Regions from separate parts of the Homo sapiens genome. Here region 2 is linked to region 1. The links are chromatin contacts, found by Hi-C or POLR2A ChIA-PET in ENCODE. All regions are on one chromosome and are shown on one strand. The core of a region is the stretch at or near the end of the contact, and the rest is flanking DNA. Distances in the headings are between cores, read along the strand shown.

What was found. A loop is a pair of places that touch in the nucleus more often than their neighbours do. ChIA-PET counts read pairs that join two places held with the same protein, here RNA polymerase II (POLR2A). Pooled maps may share reads with other maps.
Region 2: a pooled map shows a loop between it and region 1 (4-fold over the local background). The contact joins the promoter of SLC25A5-AS1 here to the enhancer-like site in region 1. A Hi-C loop is called at or near these places in 6 of 50 pooled maps. POLR2A ChIA-PET finds 5 or more read pairs at or near these places in 5 of 52 experiments (B cell, BJ, Caco-2 and 2 more).

The regions. Positions count from the first base shown.
Region 1 is chrX:119,635,062-119,638,341 of GRCh38, reverse strand. It overlaps SEPTIN6 (septin 6), which reads left to right. Exons shown (of 11, transcript NM_145799.4): 7 at 1,147-1,315. Among named protein-coding and RNA genes, the nearest start is that of MIR766, 10 kb to the left of the region's middle. Within about 2 kb of position 1,806, at least 3 of the 41 ENCODE cell types and tissues checked have a DNase peak (open chromatin) inside an H3K27ac peak, as active enhancers do; they include B cell, where a contact is called at or near this core.
Region 2 is chrX:119,467,328-119,470,607 of GRCh38, reverse strand. It overlaps SLC25A5-AS1 (SLC25A5 antisense RNA 1), which reads left to right and starts at 1,488. Exons shown (of 1, transcript NR_028443.1): 1 at 1,488-3,280. It overlaps SLC25A5 (solute carrier family 25 member 5), which reads right to left and starts at 2,164. Exons shown (of 4, transcript NM_001152.5): 1 at 1,982-2,164; 2 at 461-947; 3 at 95-235. The coding sequence starts at 2,092. RefSeq lists silencers at 1,375-1,614, 2,105-2,484.

The DNA of each region.
Region 1 (3,280 bases), core at 557-3,056:
CATTCTTGACCACTGCCCCAAATTGCAGACCTTTGCTTGCACTCTTTTGAGGAGGGGACTTGTTCACACAGGCCAGAAAGTGGGGTCCCCTTGCTCCTAGTCACCACTGCTACTGTCAGGCCATTATCTACCTTCTAAAGAAACCACCTCCTTGGAAGCTTCTACCATCCAGGTGGGCCATGCCTGCGGTCCACACCCCTCCTTGTCACTGTCATCTATCAATATCCTAGTTCTTTCCCCTTATTCTTTGGAGACTTTGTCACCTCCCCTACATTGCCTGGGTTTGAACCCTAATTCTGCAACTTACTAGCTACATAACCTTGCCTAGCCTCATTGACACTTTGCAAACACCATTCCCTTCTCTGGCTGATAAATTGCTATTCTTCCTTCCAGAGTCATCTTAGAGATTTTCTCTTCGGTGAAGTCTTCACTTTCCCAGGAGTTCTTAGGTTCCCCTCTTCTGAGCTTTATTGCAACTTGGCTATCCCTCTATTTTTGTAGTTGTGCACTGAATTGTATTTGTCTATTTGTATCTATTCTTCCTCTAAACTATAAGCTCCTGAGAGCAAGATTCCATCACTTCGTTTCTGAATTCCCAGTGCCTCACACAATACTGGGAACAGAGATTCCACAAATATTGATTGGATGGATGGATGGATGGATGGATGGATGGATGGATGGATGGATAGATAGATGGATGGATGAGTGGATGGATGGATGGATAGATGGATGGATGGATGGATGGATGAGTGGATGGATGGATGGATGGATGGATGGATGGATAGATGGATGGATGGATGAGTGGATGGATGGATGGATGGATGGACAGATGCATATATGCTGTTGTCCTACAAGTGGTGCAGACCAAACATTCTTTTGAGGGTTCTGACTGCTGAATTTAGATTGTGGTGCTACTGACTGTCTTAATAAGTATTTTTATGATATCACAGTTTTTCATTACTGGCATTTTTGTAACCTTTCATTTACATTTTCAGTAGAAAAGAGAGGAGGTAAATTTGCAGGATCTAAATACACAGATTGCAAGGCAACGTCACTGTTAGACATTTTGCCTCTCGTTTCATCCATTTCTGCTTCTGCTGGCCTTCCTTTCAACATACTTTCAATACCCCAAATCCTGCTATGCAGTTGAAAACGAGGCCCACTGCGACTTTGTGAAGCTGCGGGAGATGCTGATTCGGGTCAACATGGAGGATCTGCGGGAGCAGACCCACACCCGGCACTATGAGCTGTATCGCCGCTGTAAGCTGGAGGAGATGGGCTTCAAGGACACCGACCCTGACAGCAAACCCTTCAGGTACCGCTCCTGCCAGCCCAGCCCAGCCCAGCCCAGCTCAGCTCAGCCCACTCAGGTGGTGTGGAAGCCTTCCCCTGGAGAATTCACAGGGGAGGCGAGACACGGGTGCTAAGACCTCAAGGAGCAGGGGCGACTCACTTGCCAGTTCTGCTTGCCTGTTCACCCTTTGCCTCTGCACACCTGCCAGGAGAGCTGTGGGGAGCAGGCTTGGGAAGTACCGCCGCCTTGCTTTTAAGGGCAAGGGAAGGGAGGATGCCCAGAGGACCAGCAAGGCTGATCACCACACACACATGCACGCATCCATGACAGCTCCAAGCAGCTGCGCTGGGGGGAATCCCCAAGCTGGGGCCCTGTTCCACGAGGTGGCAGTTGGTAACTGTCCTCTGCCCCTCTTTCTTCATCAGGCTCCTGGCGCTCAGACAGGTTTCTAGTCTGTTCTTTACCCATTTCCCCATTCTCAAACCCAGATAGGACCAGGTAGCATGCCCTTGCCATGCATCGATGAACTGCAGGCTCTCCAATTGCTGTCCTTAGTGTCTGCATTCAAGTGCAAGTTCTGTTTTGACCGCAGGATGTTGATCATCACTGCCATATTTCTTAAATCAGAATGCTTTTAGAGAAGGGGAATGTTTTTGAAAGCAGGTTATTATGCAGAGAGGAGTAATGCGCCAAGTAGAAGTGTCTGATCTATATGCGTGATGTGTGAAATAAGCCCCACAGTTGAAATTACCACGTGGTGCCCTTTATGGTGGTCAGGCATTAATAAGCAAGTGAGGGAGATGTCTACCAGTTAAAAAGGCTTTCAAAGAGCCTCTGAGATCTTACTCTACCTGTGCACAGCCTAAAGCTGGCCTGGAGTCAGAGCCTAACCAGTCCCTTGGGGATATTTGCTTCAGGAGGGACAGGCTCATGCCCTATATACTGACAGGTGGGGCTGGGGGAAGCCATGCTTGTCTTTTTCTGGTGGGAGCTCCCTGGCTGTCTTCCCCACCTGCAGCTTTCATCTGCATTTGTAGAGGAGTAGGTGTGCCTCCACCTGGTCATTTTGTCTCCTTCCCTCCTCCTTCACTCCATCCTGAATACCTCTGTTTCCTGTGTCTTCGCCTTCTTCACTCCTTCTCTGCCAGCTCCTTCCCATGCTGCATGTAAGCATTCTTGTGCTGAAGAAACTCTCCCTTAACCCTGCTCTTTCTTACCAGCCTCTGTCCTGTCAAGAAGTCCTTGACAGGATGAGGAGAAAGAGTTGTTCTATGTTTACTGGTTCCTCTTCCCCATCTCTCATTCATTCCTCAATCCACTGCAGTCTGGCTTCTGTCCCCAGCATAACCACTCAAATGCCTCTCTCCAAGGCCAGGAATCGCAGACTTGTGGCCAAGTTCAATGTGGCCTTTGGTTTCCATCTTATTTGATATCAACGCAGCACTTTATGCCATTCCCCACTGCCTCCTTGAAATGCTCTCTGCCTTTGGCTTTTCTAGCACTGGCCTGGCTGATTCTATTCCTATCTCTCCTACTATTTCTTCTCAGCCTCCTTTGCAGGCTCGTTTTCTTCACCTTACTCCTTTAAATGTTGATATACCCCCCGGGATTCTTTCCTAGAGCCTCTGCTCCTTTCACTTTCTGTTCTCTTTGCAGCTGGTTCTTTCTACTCTCACAGCCCTAATTACCACCTAGAAGTAGATGGTTCCCAAGCTAGTCTTACTTCTGAGGTCTAAACCCATTAATCCAACTGCATCCTGGATGTCCACTCAGACATCCCATAGAGGACCTCCCCGAAAATCAAGCTCTGTACAAATTCATCTTCTGCCCTCTTAAGCATGTGTCTCCAACATTCCCTGTTGCCATTCATGATACCACCATCCACCTGGTTGCCCAAGGATAATCAGAATTACCTTTGGCTCCTCCCAAGTCCTGGGAGTTCTGCTTCCCTTACTGCTCCCTCCATTCCCTCCCAGCCCTTAACAT
Region 2 (3,280 bases), core at 239-2,738, 170 kb after region 1:
GGACAGACAGCCATTTTAAAGGTATGTATCACCAGTTTGTGGCAGCAGATTGCCCCACGACTACAACTTTATCTTCTGCTCAAGTGGAACTTACTTCCTTTGCGCCCTGACTGCATCATCATGCGGCGGCGAACAGTGTCAAATGGATAGGAAGTCAACCCGGCAACAGCAGTGACAGTCTGTGCGATCATCCAGCTGATGACGATGTGAGTGTTCTTGGGATCCGGAAGCATTCCTGGGAATAGGAAAGAGATGCTTTTACCAAAAAGCAGAGTTTTACTGACTTCCTTTCCCCACATCCCCTAAACACGTCATCTGTACACAAGGGTTGCATTGGATGATCTTGGCTTCCTTTAGCAATTAAAAAAACAACTCTTTAGCTCTTGGACTGTTAGGTTGGTACAATGCTCTTTTAAACTGTCTCCTAAGAACACAACGTTAAAGCCCACAGCAAACTTACCCTTTGCAGTGTCATAGATACCGAAGTAGGCGGCTCGGTAGATGATAATACCCTGCACAGACACGTTAAAGCCTTGGTACAGGCCCTTAATCCCATCAGATTTGTAGATCTTAACCAGGCAGTCACCGAGGCCTCGGAATTCCCTTTCAGCTCCAGCTTTACCCACATCAGCTGCTAGACGGGTACGGGCAAAATCAAGAGGGTACACAAAACACAGGGATGTGGCCCCTGCGGCACCACCCGATGCCAGATTCCCTGCAAAGTAGAGCCAAAACTGGGTTCTCTTGTCCACACCACCCAGGAAGATCTGCTTGTATTTATCTTTGAAGGCGAAGTTAAGAGCCTGGGTGGGGAAGTATCTGATGACATTGGCCAGGTTACCGCGCCAGAAGGACAGAACTCCCTGCTCCTTGGGAATACGGACCACGCAGTCTATAATGCCTTTGTATTGCTTATCTGCAGTGATCTGCTTGCTGGCATGCTGCACCTAACAGACAGGAAGGAAGCCAACAGGGACAGTTATAACCATGGGGAAGGGAAAGAGAAGAGCTTATGCCATCTCGATCAATGCCCTTTAAGGTAGGCTCCCCTCTCTCAAATCTAGTCTTCGTATATCATACTGGCTGGACCCTCCCAACCCTCTGAGGCTGTCACAGGGGAAGAGGTGATCTGCACCAGTAGCATTAAGCCTCCACCCCTCTGAGTGGAGAGGGGGCATCCTCCAGCGGACCCGTGACCTTCAGACCTAGGAGAAAGGTCATTACCTCAAACCCAGGTTCAGAGGCATTAGGGCGAGTCCCACATAGGGCGCGGTCACCTTGGGGACCGCAGCCTACGCCTCAAGTCTCCTGAGCTGCTTCCGTCTCGCTCCGCCCCCACTCCGCTCCCAGAGGTGACCCGAGCGCCGCCGCCGCCAGCCCTACACGCTAGCCCAGGAGCGCCCTCTAGAGCCGGCACTGGAGAGCGCGCGGCGCAGGGAGGCAGGCGGAGACGCGGCGGCAGCGGCCGCGGCTGCGCGGGGGCGGACGTAAAAGGCACACGCGCTTCCCGGCGCCGGCTTCCGGCCCGGCGAGGTTTGAGCGCGTCCGCGGGCTGGGAGGCCGCTGGACCCGGGCGCATGGCCTCCCCCGGGCAGTTATCTCCTTGCCGCGACCTTGAGGTCTTCGGTAAGAACTGGCGTTCCTCTTTCTAACGCCGGCTTTCGGCCTTCGCCCTTGACGCCCAGGCCCGGGGAGGCCGTCACTCAGAAACTGCTCCATCCGAGTCCGCCGCCTCGGAGATGCCGAGAGCCTGGTCCTGCCCTCTGCCCCCGGCCCCTTCCTAGACTCACTACTTCAGGTCACTAAAGGCGCCTCCCACCAGTTTGACTTCTGTTCTGCCTCTGCGCCCCGCTCTGGCCTCTCCTAAGCCGCTTCCCTGGCCATGTCTTTAGAGTTCGCTCCCCGCCACCCCTCGGGCGCCCGCCTTCTGTGCGACCCTTCCCCCCACTTCCTGGTTGGGCTCCTGGATCCCAGGACGTACCTGCAGCAGCAGCTTGACCCGCTCGATGGGCGCTACCGCCGTCTTGGAGATGGCTGCGGCCACTCCACCTGCCAGGAAGTCCTTGGCGAAGGACACAGCGGCATCTGTCATGTTGAAAGAGGAGGCAGACTGCTGCAGGACGGGACTGGGCCGGGAACCGGCTTTGACTCCGGCGCTGCGGGGCGGAGCGAAGCAAATGGCCGATTTATATAGGGGGAGCCGGAGCTGGAGCGGCAGGCGTCGGAGGCGGGGCCGGGGCGGGGTCTGGGCCCCGGCGCGCTGGGCGGCAGAGCCGCTGAGTGGCCCAGCTCGCAGGAGGAGGAGTCGTGGAGGGCGGGCCGGGACTGCTCTCCGCGCCGCCCGTGCTCGCCCTCGGCACCTGACCCGGCGAGAGGAAGGGGCGGGTCCAGAGAACACCCGGGACTTGAACGCTGGACCCTGAGAGAGGCCTCGGAGAGGGGAGGAAGGGTGAGGTCACGATGTGCCTGGACAAAAACCCTTGGAGCAGGACCAGGACTAGGGTGAGACGCATTTGCTACAGGGATGCCAAAAGAACCCTTCAGTCATCGAGATAAACAGTAGTCAATGCGATACTTTAAAAAAGTCGTATGGGCAAACTACATCCTACTGGCCGGCCCCCTTGTTTTGTAAATAAAGTTTAATTGGAGTGTCAAGGCTGGGTTTAGGGTGAGGCAAGCGAGACAAGGTCATGCAAGTGCAGGTTGGGATCCTGTCTGTATTTCAAATGTTGATCATTTGTTCATCATGGATTTTTGCATTGCTTCTGATTTTTTTAAAATAGTACATGAAAAATCATTTGTCTTAATTACTGAGTTGTTTTTCACCAAGGTGAATGCCTCACTCTTCCCACTCTAGACCGTGTGCTGTCCTGGAGCCAGTGAAACCAGACGAAATTAAGGGAACAGCAGACGAAGGAACTGCCACCGTGCCCCAGACCCTGGTTTGCAAATACAGTTCGACAAAGATCTTGCCAGGAATTGGCCTGGGAGAGTCCAAAGGACTGGGCTGGGGGTGGGGAAATGATTTTAGCCAGAAGACAAATATAGAGGTTGTACCCAGAAGGTTAAGAGGCTTAGGAAGGTTAAGAACTACGTTAACATTTGGCTCCCAGGACCCCAGGTAAAGTGCCCTTGGATTGAATAGATTTCTGAACTCCAGAAACATTTAGAGGAATCAATAGAATTAGATTGGCAGCCATTGTGCCAATGGACAAGTGCTTACTGAGCCCCTTAATCCCTTCACTGGGTAAGCATTTGCCACACATGTCCTCAAAAACCT